Regions from separate parts of the Homo sapiens genome. Here region 2 is linked to region 1. A link is a contact called in ENCODE Hi-C or POLR2A ChIA-PET data. All regions are on one chromosome and are shown on one strand. Each heading gives the region's core, a stretch centred on a gene start or an enhancer-like site at or near the end of the contact. The rest is flanking DNA. Distances are from core to core; before and after follow the strand shown.

Region 1 (3,923 bases), core at 1,250-3,749:
GGAGAGAGCAGAGCACTGGTCCAGTTCTCAGGTCTGGGGCCTGGAGGAGAATTGCCAAGGGAGATAGAGATTGAGCATAGTCAGGGAAGGGTAATCCCAGCAGATAAAGCAAACTGTGTAAATACGGGGAAAAGCTAGCAGGAAACAGGCAACAATAAATTCATTGTTTCTGGAGACAGTCTTAATGGGACATGGCAAACAGAGAGAGGATACTAGTGAGAGAGCCAGGTGCTGCGTTCCTGATGGCCAAAAGGTCTTGTTGGAGAGTTTGTATTTTATCTTCAGGGATCTGGAAAGCCTTGAAAGATTTCAATCAAAAAGATATTTAAAAACATGACAGAGTAAGAGAACACTAAGTTCCTCACTTAAAAGTTATGGCAGACATTTCAAAACTGTTCACCAATTTCCAGTTTTCTTCTTCCAACCCCACAGGAAAATTGTACTTCCCTGCCTCTTTGAGGTTAACAAAGTTGCATTGCTTTGGAAAATGAAATATGATCCACTTTTCGGGGTGGAAGCATTTAATTGTGACTTCTGGAATCTCTAACCCTTTCTTCTGTCATGGTGAAGGTAGACACCTGTGGTTTATATGGCGGCATTGCTTTTGGCAATCACATGGAGACTGCTGGCCTGCGGGGTTCTCAGATCCACAGTGGGGTCGTCCGTTATTGGAGTATTATTTTGCCTACCATGACTAGTACACGTATTCAAGTAATGGAGATATTCTTATAATTAACAAGCTACTAGCTCTGATTTGTAATTTGCTCAATTAGACAAAGTTAAGTGTGTTCCTTGTTAAAAGTATTCACCTGTCTAAAGTTTCTTGTCTTAGTAAAGCAAGTCACCGCTTCCAGATTTTGGAAGTGGTAATTAACAGCGTTTTGCTTATGGATTTACTTATAATTAGTTTTTGTTTTTGGAAATTTGAAAAATGCAAAGTTTAAAGAAGAGGGTGTACATTTATTCTAATTACTTTTAGAAAGAAGTAGTACATCAGTAATATGGTCTCAGTGTTAAAATATTTTAAAAGGGACCAGGCATGGTGGCTCACGCCTGTAATTCCAGCACTTTGGGCAGCCGAGGCAGGCAGATCACCTGTGGTCAGGAGTTTGAGACCAGCCTGACCAACATGGCAAAAACCCGTCTCTACTAAAAATTCAAAAAAATTAGCCAGGCATGGTGGCATATGCCTGTAATCCCAGCTATTTGGGAGGCTGAGGCCGGAGAATTGCTTGAACCCGGGAGGCAGATGTTGCAGTGAGCTGAGATCGCACCACTGCACTCCAGCCTGGGCAACAAGAGTGAAACGCTGTCAAAAAAAAAAAAAAAAATTAAATAAAATGTAGATTAACTCCTGAAAGTGAATACTGTACATGTTTGCATGCATTTTATTCTTTGTACCTTGTGACTGCTGGCTACTTACTGCCTTCCTCCTGATACCAGTTTTTCTCTACTGCATATGTCAATAAATGTTTAGAAATGCTTGAAGAATACAGAGAAAGCCCAAAGTGTTTTTTGTTTTGTTTTGTTTTGTTTTGTTTTTTTCAGAAATGCATCTAAGTGTCTCCTTACAAAATGAGAGAATTCATTGATTAGCCATTCTTTGGACATGCTCTTAAACGTCCTCTACCAGAAGGAATTTCATATTCCTATCACAAAAGGGAAATTGCTTATTCTTATGTTTATAACACCAGATCTTTTATTTGATATATACTATGTGTATATATTATACAAATAAGCTCTTTATAAAAGATAACCATGAAGGAATTATTTCCTGAAACGGCAAAATATAAATTTGCCTGTAAAATCAGAATGCCCTAGCCAATCTTTTGAGATTTGACCAGGATGATCCTGTGGGTAAGGAAACTAACCCTTTCAAATTGCATGAAAATTAGAAGACAAATGAAGATGTTGTGAATGGAAATTCATTTCCAAATAAACCACTGGGATAAAAATCATTAGAATAATGCTAGTTTCAAAATCTATGTTTTTCCGTCTCTTTGTCACTCACAATTATTTCAAATATGTTCACTTTAAAGTACAGTATATATACCTAGTTAGGTTGAGTCATGTTTTAGAAAAATTCCTTAGAGTTTGTTTTTAAGCAAAACAGGACTGTTTTAAACAAAGCAGAACCTTAACAGGAAACTGATAACAGTGGCCAAGAAAAGCATCTTATTTTCTATTTTCTGTGTATTAGAAAGAAACCCTATTTCTCACTTCCTCATATGGTAATTATATCTCGGTGGAATTGAATCCTCAGGACAACAGGGCATGTTATTGTGAGATATTTTACACCTGGCTTAACCATTCTGTAAAATCAGAGATAGTGACTAGCCCAGAGGCTCTGTCTCACTTCCTTCCGGTGTTGCTTAGCTATTGATAAATATTAAGGTGCATGTGATTTGGCTGCTAAAATGAAGAAAGGATGTCAGAAGGCTATCAGTTTGCTGAATCAAACAGCATTGCCACAGGGCTCCAAGCTGGCAGGGCCCCTCTGGGCATTGCCAGGTCACCAAGGAAGTGGCTGGGTGAGGTGGCAACAGGTGTCAGACATGCTGCTGAGCAGATGATCTCAGCAGGCCTGAGGACAGAAGAGAAGGTTACCACACAAAGTGCTTAGCTGTGACCGCAGAGGAATTTCAGCATCAAAGGAATTTGAGTAGAAAAAGGTTTCAAATTTCAGTTAACCCAGGGTTGAAGCAGCAGGACTCATTGATAGAAAGAGAGAAGCAAATAAAAGCCCACACTAGTTAACATAACTCTCAAATAAGAATGCAATTATCTGCAGCCACAGTAGCCCATGGAAAGATATCCCTAACCAGTCATTCAGTTGAGACATAGGGACATCACCTGGGTGGAAAGGACCCTTACAGGTTGTGAAGGAATTATAAGTGACCATTAGTGAGTGGTCACTATGTACCAGACACAGCTGTAAGTGCTTTATGGCCATTAATTCATTCCATCTTCACAACAACACTCTGAGGTAAGTATTCATATTTGCCTTATTGTACAGAGGTAGAAATGGAATCATAAAAAAGTGAAGACATCAGCCCTAGCTGATACAGCAAGTACAGAGGAGAGCCAGAATATAAACCTAAGAAGTCTGTCTGTATAAACCATGCTCTTAGCCACCAAGTTTCACCATCCCTCACAGGGAGAAAACTGCAGAGCAGAAAAGTTCTGGTCTTACTCCTAAGAAGAGATGCACATTACATACATGAAAAGATACCAAACATGACAACATAGAAAATGATGGATGCCAAGTGAGTGCCAGGAACTATAGAGCTGTTGAAAGAGATTCATTGCAAAACAGGTTGGAATAAGCAAGACAAACTTGAGAAGTGGATTCTCACATTGAGTGTGAACAAGCAGGGGCAGTGTGATGTGGAGGAAGGGAGCATGTACTCTACAGGCTTTAGCTTCAGAGGGGCTTGGGTTCAAATCCCAGCTCTGCCACTTACAAGTCATGTGAGCTTGGGGAAGTTACTTATTCTTTGTTTTCTAGTTTTCCTATCTGCAGGGATAGAAAAATGCTATTTCAAAACACTATTCATGAAGATCAAGCAAAATTAGTTATAAGCAGGTCTCAGCATACTTGGTACAAGGTACACATTTAATATGTGTACTATTATCCAACTAGGGAGAGATAGAAAGGGAGCTTCAGGTGAGAGGAACAGCATAAAAAATGATCCGCAAAAGCCAGAAATAAAACTTCTATGAGCTCAGTTCAAGCTGACTGGGTAGGTAAATGTCTGCCATGAACTTGGAAGTGAGAGAGAATCTCCCTTGGACACTCATTAAGGGGCCTCAAAGCCATGAAGAGTTGCCATGTGGTCCTTCCAGTCAATAAATAATTTTGTCCAAACACGAGTGGAAGAAAAAATTAAGAGACACCCGGATGGGGAAAACCCATTCTCTTT
Region 2 (3,755 bases), core at 139-2,638, 55 kb after region 1:
TTCACTTTATGTACATGAGTGGTTTTTCAGCTTTAAAGTTTTAAAGAATTCAGCTCAGTATTTTGGTGTTTCAGCACTTTCTATTTTGAAAATGAGCCAAATATTGATGTGGTCAGATCTATGATCCCTCAAACCATTAAAAGTTATAACTCTGTGATAAATATAATGTAGCAGTGTTCCAAATTGGCAACTCATATTAAGTTTAAGAATAGGAATTACCTACAAAAAATTTCCAAGTCACCATATATCTGTCTCTGTGATAATGTCATGCTCCCTAGCGATGCTCTCAAATGGTAGAATGAGTCACTGGCCCTTGTCTTTTCAAATTTTATCCATGAAAATAAAAGTAAACTGCTAAAGATAATCTAGAATTTTGTACTCTAGCAGGTTTCAAATATAATTGCTTCTGTGTTTTTTGGTATAAAGTTGCTCCCATGGAGATTATAATTCTGATTTTTTTCCTATTCTATGCATTTCAAGAGCTAAAATAAGTGTGGGAAAGGATATCTATATATATCTATACCTCTATACGTATTCCAACTAAGATAGTGAAGGGTTTAACTTTGTGTATTACTTAGACCTAATAATTACATATATATATATATATATATATATATATCTCCAAGATTTTAAAGTATTAGGTAATAAGTGCACATAAGATTTCGTACTTTTTGTCGTTTTCTTCTTTTAAATTATGCATCAGATTTTCTTGTCTCCAATTGCTGAGGGTGTATCTTCTCTTCTTATTTGCTATCAACATTATGACTAAAAATATATCCTCCAACATGTCTAAAAGTCTTATTTTAGATAGGTGGATTTCAAACCTTGCTTTGCTTATGGGTAAATTAGGCAAAGAGAGGGTGCTGTGGTGGAGGAGCTCCATCGTCCTCCATCTTCAACCTTGAAGAGCTCAATTTGGAAACCAGTGTGGTAGCCCTGTATAGTGAAAGTCATTTACTAACTTCTCTTCCATGGCAACCACAGTAAATATTATGCTACAATGTGGACTCTAAAATAAGAGATTAAAAGCTAATATTGATCTATGAATGTATGACAATAATAGCACCACGAATAAACCCAAGTCCAACACTTTATTGCGTCTCCCCCAGAAATCATGTGTTGAAGTCCTAACTCCTCGTACGTGAGAATGTGACCTTACTGGAAATAGGATTGTTGCAGGTATGATTCATTAAGTGAAGATGAGGACATATTGCAAGAGAGTAGGTCCCTAATCCAGTGTGCCTCACGCCTTTATAAAAAGAACACCATGTGAAGAGACAAACACGTACACAGAAGGAACACTATGTGAAGACTGGATGGATGCTGCTACAAGCAAAGGAACTACCAGAAGCTACAAGAGAGAACTGGAACAGTTCCTTCCCTAGCTCCTTTACAGGGAGCATGGCCCTGCCAACACCTCGATCGTAGAATTCTCACCTCCATAACTGTGAGACAACACATTTCTGTTTAAACCACTCTGTTTCTAGTACTTTGTTTCAGCAGAAAACTCATACACCACTCATTCCTCAATTTTCTGCATTCTGACTTCAACTCCTACCATACCAATGAAGTGCTTTTCACTAAGTAGTGGCCTCTTTTCAAGTCAGTCAGCTCATTCTACTTCTAGCTTTTCAACTACTGACTTTCCCTTTATAAAGCCTCTCTTGATCATTATTTTCTGATTTTTTTTTTTACTAACAGTTCTGAATACTCCTCATTTCATTCCTTCAACAATCATTGAGAGTTTATGTGTCATGTAAAAAAAAGAATTCTTCGATGCCTAAAAGTTTCTATGTTAAAGGAACATAAAGTTGGGTGGGAGAGAGAAGTAAATCAATGAGTAGATTTTCATTGTACACAGTATGAGAATAAACAGGAAGCCCTCTTAAGCCCATTCTACAGGTTTAGGCAGACATCCTTTTAAAAGATGATATATCAGATATGAGCTGGAACATGAGGAGGAGTTACCTTGACAGGAATGGAAGATGTAAGACCTGAGCCAAGAGGAAGAGGGTGTTCTAGGCAAAAACAGCAAAGAAACAAAGGCTCAGAGACAAGAGAGAATCATGAACGCCAGAGAATTGTGATGAAAACTGTGTGCAGAATGAAAGAGAGGACCTGACAAAAGAACAGAACAGGCGTCGGGTTCTGATGGGCCATATATGCCATGTTACAGCTTGGCCTCTATTCTGAAAGCAACAGATAGTCACTGAAAAGTCTTAAGCAGGAAATATATATTATCATATTTATCCTCTAGAAAAAAATGTTCTGAGCATTGTGTGAAAAACAGATTAGTGGGAGTAAGCAAAGCCAAACACAGAGGATACAGTCAGGAGGTGGTGGTAATATTTCAGAAGACAGATGATGGTGGCTGCTATGGTTTGAATGTTTCTCCCCTTCCAAAACTCATATTGAAATTTAATAGTCATTGTAACAGTATTAAGAGGTGGGACCTTTAAGAGGTAATTAGGTCATGAGGGCTCCACCCTCATGGGAGGCATTGGTGCCCTTATAAGGGCAAGTTCAGTCCCTTCTTGCTCTCTCCTGCCCTCTCACTTTCCGCCATATGATGTCACAACAAGAAAGCCCTCGCAAGATGCTGGCACGTTGATATTGGACTTTCCAGCTTCCAGACTGTAAGAAATGAGTTTCTGTTCATTATAAATTACCCAGTTTTAGGTATTTTGTTATAGCAACACAGACTGACTTAGCTTAACCTAAAGTAATACCCATGTATATAAAAAACTTTGGAGAATACTAGAGGTGAAACTGATATGACTTGACAATTGATTGGACATGAGGGATAAATAAAACAATTCAAAATGATTATCAAGTTTCTGGCTTGTACAATTTAATAAAATCTGATGTCACTCATTCAGACTGAAATATGGGGGAGGAGAAAAGGGGGAGGTGGTAGAGCAGATTGGATGAGATGGGAAGGGAATGGAGGCAAGGAGGCTCTCTTGGACACATCAGTGAGTTTGGACATCTTGTGCAGACATATCTAAAATATAAGCCTAGGGTCTAGGATATCCAGATGAAAGACTGATAAAGGGAATGCCTGAGAAGGCATGGATGTGAAGAAGACCACCAGCATATCACAATCATCTGTGGAATTTCTGAATAACTTAGGTGCCTGGGCCCCAATCCCTAGTAATTCTGATTCAGATGATCGAGCATAGCAAGCGGATGGCTGCATTTTAAAAGGCTTTGCAGGTGATTCTGATGCATAGCCATGGCTAAATACCTCTGGAATATGGGGTAACAGCAGAAAGTGCTGACGAAAGAACACTGCCATTTCAGTGGTAGGCAGAGGATCAAGAAACCCCAAAGAAAACTGACAAACTGCAGGCTGTTAGCTAGGAGCCCATGGAGGAATAGACTGTTTTATGCACAGAGAGTGGCCTACACTCTTCAAATACTGAAGAGAATCTGAGTAAAACAAAGACTAAGAAAAAATTTCCTGGATTTAGCACTAAAAATGTCAGTATATTTGGTGTAGGAAAGTGCAAAATTGAGAGTAGATGCAAAATTATTTGGCTGTTAGAGGGAGGAAGGCAGTAGGCAGAGGAGGACCCATGAAAATTTGCTTTAGCACTGTTATGCTTTGCTTTTTGAAGGAAGTGTTTTAAGTATGTTTAAATACCCATGTTAAAGACTTAGTCCATGGCTAAAGCTGGTGATCCAAGACAAGTGGCAGGTGAAGGAGCAAGTCAACTGAAAAGGCAGAAGCAGGTGGGACTCAAGGTACAGGA

What was found. Hi-C counts contacts between places; a loop is a spot of excess contacts on that map. ChIA-PET counts read pairs that join two places held with the same protein, here RNA polymerase II (POLR2A). Pooled maps may share reads with other maps.
Region 2: a map of gastrocnemius medialis shows a loop between it and region 1 (10-fold over the local background). The contact joins two enhancer-like sites. A Hi-C loop is called at or near these places in 1 of 168 maps with a recorded cell type or tissue (gastrocnemius medialis), 5 of 37 single-sample maps with no recorded cell type and 4 of 50 pooled maps. POLR2A ChIA-PET finds 5 or more read pairs at or near these places in 2 of 52 experiments (GM12878 and OCI-LY7).

The regions. Positions count from the first base shown.
Region 1 is chr5:59,560,617-59,564,539 of GRCh38, forward strand. The region is part of intron 1 of PDE4D (phosphodiesterase 4D); the gene reads right to left. LOC107986347 (a long non-coding RNA gene) reads right to left here. Exons shown (of 2, transcript XR_001742409.2): 1 at 1-3,923. Among named protein-coding and RNA genes, the nearest start is that of MIR582, 140 kb to the right of the region's middle. RefSeq lists an enhancer at 2,282-2,932. Within about 2 kb of position 2,500, at least 11 of the 41 ENCODE cell types and tissues checked have a DNase peak (open chromatin) inside an H3K27ac peak, as active enhancers do; they include gastrocnemius medialis, where a contact is called at or near this core.
Region 2 is chr5:59,616,328-59,620,082 of GRCh38, forward strand. All of the region lies in intron 1 of PDE4D (phosphodiesterase 4D), which reads right to left. Among named protein-coding and RNA genes, the nearest start is that of MIR582, 85 kb to the right of the region's middle. Within about 2 kb of position 1,389, at least 2 of the 41 ENCODE cell types and tissues checked have a DNase peak (open chromatin) inside an H3K27ac peak, as active enhancers do; they include gastrocnemius medialis, where a contact is called at or near this core.